2 separate regions of the Homo sapiens genome follow, and region 1 is linked to region 2. Evidence: chromatin contacts called from ENCODE Hi-C or POLR2A ChIA-PET data. All regions are on one chromosome and are shown on one strand. Each heading gives the region's core, a stretch centred on a gene start or an enhancer-like site at or near the end of the contact. The rest is flanking DNA. Distances are from core to core; before and after follow the strand shown.

What was found. A loop is a pair of places that touch in the nucleus more often than their neighbours do. ChIA-PET counts read pairs that join two places held with the same protein, here RNA polymerase II (POLR2A). Pooled maps may share reads with other maps.
Region 1: a loop to region 2 is called in a map of ascending aorta, with 2.0 times the contacts of the local background. The contact joins two enhancer-like sites. A Hi-C loop is called at or near these places in 1 of 168 maps with a recorded cell type or tissue (ascending aorta), 4 of 37 single-sample maps with no recorded cell type and 7 of 50 pooled maps. POLR2A ChIA-PET finds 5 or more read pairs at or near these places in 1 of 52 experiments (MCF 10A).

Annotation. Positions count from the first base shown.
Region 1 is chr6:160,454,373-160,457,825 of GRCh38, forward strand. No RefSeq gene overlaps it. Among named protein-coding and RNA genes, the nearest start is that of SLC22A3, 110 kb to the left of the region's middle. Within about 2 kb of position 1,664, at least 11 of the 41 ENCODE cell types and tissues checked have a DNase peak (open chromatin) inside an H3K27ac peak, as active enhancers do.
Region 2 is chr6:160,398,859-160,402,352 of GRCh38, forward strand. All of the region lies in intron 2 of SLC22A3 (solute carrier family 22 member 3), which reads left to right. Among named protein-coding and RNA genes, the nearest start is that of SLC22A3, 52 kb to the left of the region's middle. Within about 2 kb of position 1,658, at least 3 of the 41 ENCODE cell types and tissues checked have a DNase peak (open chromatin) inside an H3K27ac peak, as active enhancers do.

The DNA of each region.
Region 1 (3,453 bases), core at 414-2,913, 56 kb after region 2:
GTGTTTAAAAGATGAAAGAAATGGTTGCTGAACCCAAAACATGTTTAGGAGGAAAACCAGAAGAACAGAGCAGTGGCACTGGACCTCCTGTCTGTCCGTGAGGCTGCAGAACACAAGGCAGCTCCCAATGCCGCTGGACTCTCTGACCTTGGAGAGTGTAAACATCATATATGATTCTGTGTTCCTGAGATCTGGGTTTAACGATCTGGGCTTTGTCATGGTGTTTTACGTTCGTTGTTGTTTGTGTACTTTTTGCTTTTCTTTTGAAAGTATGAAAATGATTTTTACAATGTAAAGAGAGTCTGAGAAATGCAATTGCTATTCTTTTTATATACTTTTTCAGATTTTTTATATGCTTCTTTACTACTTACATCATAATGCACAATTTTATATACTGATTTTTTCAATCAATGTATATCATGAGTTTTTAAAATAATGCTACAATCTTCATAACTAATATTTTAATGGGGAGTGACTGCTTAATTGGCATGAGGTTTCCTTTTGAGATGAGGAAAATGTTCTGAAAATATGGTGATGGTTGCACACCATTGTGAATGTACTGAATGCCATTCAGTGGTACCCTGCAAAATAATTAAAATCCTAACTCTTATGTTGTGTATATTTTATTGCAATAAAAAGAATAGTCGTCATTTACTAAGAATTAACCTTTTCAGGCACAAGCTCTTAATGTGGTGTATCTCACTTCATCCTCACAACCGTCCTATGAAACAGGCACTTTTATCATTCCTGTTCTACAGCTGAGGAAACTGAGGTGTAAGGAGGTTGTGTAGTTCAGCTTGAGCCTGGGTCTGCGGAGTCACTGCCCAAATGCTTCCTCCCCGTGCACACTGGCCCCACTCTTGCTTCCAATCTTCCACATGTTTGTTCATAAAGTTCATTCTCGTTTCTTTTCTGAAGTCTAAGTTCCCATAATTATGTTGACATATTTCCATCTCGCGGTAACACTCCCAAATTATTTTCTAAAAGTGTGTGACAGTATAAAATGTTACTGGAAACAATTCTCCTCACCCTTGTGAGTATTCAATTTTTAAAAGATTAGCTAACATAGTAGGTGGAAATTGTCCTGATTCATTTTCTGATTTACACTTCCTTGACAATTAGGGAGAAGAAATACAACTAGGGACAATTCTCCTAGTTGTAGTTTTTCTTTTGTGAAAAACTGCTTTATTTCCTTTGCCAAATTGAAACAGAACATCTGCTAAACTGCCAGAGGGAATGCTGTTTTTCCAGATGGACACGCCAAGGATGTCTCAGTGCTCTCACAAATAATCGTTTTCCAATTTTGCAAGCCCAGCTTTGATTAGAATTTCTCAAAATATTTTGCTTTGCGAGCATGACACAGGCAAAAGCTGAGGCACTCTTTCTTTCTTCCCCCAAAGTGTTGGACTGCACTTAGATCATTGTCTCAGGTTCAGAAAACTGACACTGAATCTGGAGTTTACATGAGCAGCGTAGAAGAGGCTCTTCCCAGAGCCTGGCTCCAGAGCCCAGCTCAGCCCTAGCCGGGAAGGAGCTGCATGGAGGAAGCTCCTCCTGGCTACCAAGCATCGGGCAGGGGGTGCATGACGTGGACTGTGTAGATGGGTGAGGGAGCACCCTTTTCAAAATATTTTGCTGAAAATTAAGTTAGATATCACTGCTCTCAGATCTGCTCTCAGAGCAAGGCAAACATCCTGATCAGGAGGTAAACCCACCACTAGTTGCCAGGAAATTGACGCGGTCTGTGAGTATGTGCTGCCATCCAGTGGCCAATGTAGAGATGGCACCTCTGAGGGCGGGGGGCCACGGGTGACCTTGAGGATTGAAGCCCTCCCTGATTGGGTCCTGGGGAGAGGGCCACAAGATTAGCCCAGTGATTGTGGATGGGGCTGACACGGAAGAGCCCCTTGGCCTCAACACCTACTCTGCATTTGGAATATCCAAGTCAAGGAAGGTCTGGAAACATGAAGGGGAGAGGGGGAGAATTTCGACCTCCCTCTGAGAAGCTGAGAACACCCATTGATCTGATGTCATCAACATATAGAAAATCGATAAACAGATCTGAGTTATGTTTTGTGACTCCTCCTGGTCTAGTTAGTGTTCTGAGAATCATTTTCTCAGTGGACATGTGGGTGAGACCAGAGGAGACAGGGAGCCAGTGCAGGATGGTGGTTAGAAATGTGCAGAAGGGGGTGGGAGAGAGGACACAGCGAGTGGGCTCTGGGGTCAAGGCCCGGTTACACGCCGGTTATGTGATGTTTATTTATGATGATAGTGGTGATAGTGATGGTGATAGTAGTGATAATAGTGATGATGGTGGTGGTGATGATGGTTGTGGTAATGATAATGGTGATGGTGGTGGTGATGGTGATGATGGTGGTGGTAGTGATAATGGCAATGGTGGTGATGGTGATGGTGGTGATGGCGGTGGTAGTGGTAGTAATGATGATGATGGCGGTGGTGATGGTGATGATGGTGATGGTGGTGGAATGGTGGTGATGGTAATGGTAGTAATGATGATGACGGTGGTGGTGATGATGTTGATGGGGAGGATGATGATAAGTGGTGGACGGGGATGACGGCGATGATTAATAACCCTAATCCTCACAATGACCTTATATGTAAGTACAGATGAGAAAGCTGAGGCTAAAAGAGATTAAATAACTGCCCAACGTCACATGGAATATGGGAGAGACAGAACTCACACCCGGATCCTTATGATTTTAGCTTCATGCTTTCATCAGTTGAAGTATTGTAGAGGATCTGTTTGTTTTCTGGCTGCCCAGCAGCCTTTCACCCTACATCCCATAATTCTGGTGAGGGATCTACCTTTTGCTCCCTTCTGGGTATGAATGGGGTCCTGCCTCCACCTTCAGCATGGAACAGCTGATGCAGGTCAGAGCCAATCAGTGACGGGCTCAGGGGCAGGACCATGACCCAATTTCAGTCTCTCAGAGTGGACAGACTATTGTTCATGTAAGGGAGAGAGTGGCCTTTCTTATTCTTTCTCAACAGAGCCAGAGCCACCACAGCATCTGCAGCCACGGGAGTGTCACCTTTGTGCCCCAAATAGTGCCTACTCCATGATTGGGAGGGTCTGGGGTCTGGGGCCTAATGTGAGCCTGAAGACTTTTCAGCTCACTAAGAATTTGCCTTGTTTTGCTTAATCCAATTTGAGTTGGATTTTCTGTCACTTGCAAGAAAGAGTCATGTTAGATTCAACTCTATTCCATATTATTAGTAGGAGCTGCCATGGTGGAGTGCTTAGGATGTGCTCGGCACTTGATGCACTTTCTTATTATTTCCCTGTAACAGCCCTGCAGCCCACATCAGCTAGGAAACAATCAGCGAGAGCTCACGACTTTTCTAAGTCCCGACAGCCCATAGGCGGGAGCCAGGGTTCCAATTCAGGTTTGTCTGTACCACCCTGCACCTTCTCTGAGCCCCAGCTTC
Region 2 (3,494 bases), core at 408-2,907:
TCTGGTTAATCCATCTCTGACTCATGGCCATATCTGGCCTAATATTGTTCTGGTTAATCGAGCCCAGCCCATGGTGGGTTCTTGTGACTGTACCATTCAGTGGGTGATACTAAGTTTACCTTTAGAGAACTGCAAACAGCAATTAATTAGCTAATAGAACAACAAAAGGCCCCATATCCTGTAGCCAATTGAAGATCTGAGTTTAATCAGACCAGTGCTTCAAAATGGGTAGAGCCTTGGGTTTCATTTTCTGTCACTTTTTCTTTCTCTTTCATGTTTCTCTCTCGCCCTCTCCACAGCTGTCCTTTGCATGTGAGTTTCTGCTGGATCCTTTCATGTGTGATGCCCTTTCCCCTTTTTCTTCTTTTTATCGATGTCCTTTTCTCCTGTTCTACTTCTAGCCCTTTCAAGCTTCATCTTTCCTTTCCTAATTTCCCCCACATGCCACTCTTTTTTTGCTGGCTACAATTTGGAACTGTGCAGTTTAAATATTTATTTATTTTGTTTTGTTTTTACTCTTTCTAATTTGGATATTAGGTTTTGCTTCATCTGTGTTTTTTTTCTCTTACTCAGTCAATAACCATATCTCCAAACTAAATTAACGTTACTAAAGTGGGGAATTTCCCCTTCCTATATTCTCATAAGTGATTGAGCATCTGTCCTCATATAGGACTTGCTGCCTTGGAGGGGAGGGGCCAGACCTGGGAAAAAGAGGAGCCATGAATAACTCTGCTTCCTACATTTGGCTTCTTCTCTTCCTCCATATCCATGATTTATATATGTGAAGGAAGAACAAGAAATAACTTAATAGGCCATTTGTCAATGAGAGTACAGTGTAGGAAGGGTGGAAAGTGAATATAAAATCTAGATTGGGGCTTCTGGTTTCCTGTTCAGCCTATAAGGAGCTTAGAATTTGCCACTCAGTCTTGACAACAAGTAAAATGCTGAACAAACTGAAAAATCAATAATTCTTCTCAGATCCATAAGAGAAGTGAGATTACAGGGCAAACTACTACCTTCAGCATCACCCCGCACCCCCAACCCCACTAAATAGAAAGACAGGAGAATACAGAGAATCATAACACAGGCGCAGAAACCTCCTTGAGAGAGCCAGGGTAGATAAACATGAACTGTAATTGATGAATTCCTGGAGGATCACTGTGGATGACCTGAAGGATTAAAAACTCTAGAGGGACTCACTCAAAGGAGGGCCCAAGCTTTTGTGATTTTTTTTTTTTTTTTTTTTTTTTTTGCCACCTGAAGCTCTACAAGGTTCCAAAGGTGAATATTAAGGAAAATCCCTCATGCTCTGGCAGCCAGAGGGGAAAAGGAACAATTTTGAAATATGCCAGAATATCGTTCTTAACAATGTCTGCCCTCAGGAGAAGATGTTTAACCAGAGCCTAATCTTCTGGGGTTTTCTGAGAGCCTCATTGATCTGGGGGAAGGGAAATACCAACTCCAGCCCCTTCTAGCCTTCCAAGTGGAGAAAGAGAAACACCAAATTCTAGCCTCCTCTAGCTTTCAACTTGGAAGAAGGGAAATACCCAGCTCCAGCCCCCTCTAGCCTTTCTCCCCTAGTTCAGAGGAGAGGGATAGAGAAGCATTTGTGAAGTTCACCGTTTAGAGACATAGGTTCACTAAAAGACTGAGAGCTACTCATAGAACCACAGAATGCCTTCCCTCCCCCAACACCTCACCACCACATTACTAAAGGTCTATTTATAGCAGTTCCGTTTACCCAGTACACCATGTCCACCTATCAAGAAAAAATTACAAGACATACTAAAAGCCAAAACACACACACACACACACACACACAGTTGAAGAGACAGAGTAAGCATCAGAACTAAATTCAGATATGGCAGGGATGTTGGAATGATCAGGCTAAGAATGTAAAACAACTATGCCAAGAAGTCTGATGCATAAAGTAGCATGCAAGAACAGTTGGGCTATGTAAGTAGAGAGATGGAAATTCTAAAAAAAGAAACCAAATGAAATGCTAGAGATCAAAAACACTGTAACAGAAATGAAAAACGTTGTTACTGGGCTTATTAGGAGATTGGGCATAGCTGAGGAAAGAATCTCTGGCCTTGAGGATATCCCAGTAGAAACCTCCAAAACTGAAAAAAAAAAAAAAAAAAAAAACCCACACACACAATAACAACCACCTGAAAAAGCAGAACAGAATGTTCAATAACTGTGGGACAATTACAAAAGATATAATATATGTGTAATAGGAATACCAAAAGGAGAATAAAGAGAGCGAGAAATAGAAAAAATATTTTAAACAATAATGACTGAGAATTTTTCAAAATTAATGGCAGACACCACAGATCCAGGAAACTCAAAGGAAATCAAGCAAGATAAACATAAAAAAGTATACCTAGTTATATCGTAGTCAAACTACAGAAAGCCAAAGATAAAGGAAAAATTCTGAAAGAAGAGTGGGGGGATAATGTCTTACTATAGTAAAAGAGCAATGATAAAAATTACACCCTACTTCTTTTCAGAAACCAGGTAAGCAAGAAGAAAGTGGAATACTTAAAGTGTCAAGAAAAAAAATCCAATCTAGAATTCTATACTGTGCAAAGTTATCATTTAAAAGTGAAGGAGAAATAAAGACTTTGTTAGACAAAAATTGAGGGAATTTGATGCCTTGTAATAAATGTTAAAAGAAATTATTTAGAGAGAATGAAAATGATCTAGGTTAGAAATCCAGATCTACATAAAGGAAAGGCATTGGAGAGGAATAAGCAATTGAGAATATGTTTCTTATTCTCAATTGATCTAACAGATAATAGTTTATTCAAAATAATAGCAACAATGTGTTTGGTTGTGTATGTTTATATATATAAGCATACATAAGCATATATAGAGTATTTTTTGTTATAAGGTACTCATACTACTCATGAAGTGATACAGTGTTATTTGAAAGTGGATTTGAATTAGTTATAAATGTATATTGTAAACTCTAAAGCAACTACTAAAAAAAGATTTTTTTTAAAAAAGCATGACTGATATGCTAAAATGAAGAAAATGTGGAATCCTATAAACTGCTGTTCAATGAAACCACAAAAGCCAGGAAAAAGTGTGGAATACAAACATAAGAATAAAAAATAAGGGAAACAAATAGAAGATGATAACAAATACGGTAGACATTAATCCAACCATGCCAATACTCACTTTAAATGTAAGATGGTCTAAATGAGCCAACTAAAAGACAGAGATTTTCACAGTGGATCAACAAACAAGACCCAACCATATATGTTGTCTACAAGAAATCCACTTTCAATATACAGACACATATACACTAATAGTAAATGGATGGAGAAAACTATACCATGATAGCAGTAATCAAAGTAAAGCAGAAGTAGCTATACTATTATCAGCAGAGCAGACTTCAGAGGAAGGAAAGTTATCAGGGATAAAAACGGGCATTATATAATGACAAAGGGGTCAATTCTCCAAGAAGCCAATAATCCTTAATATCT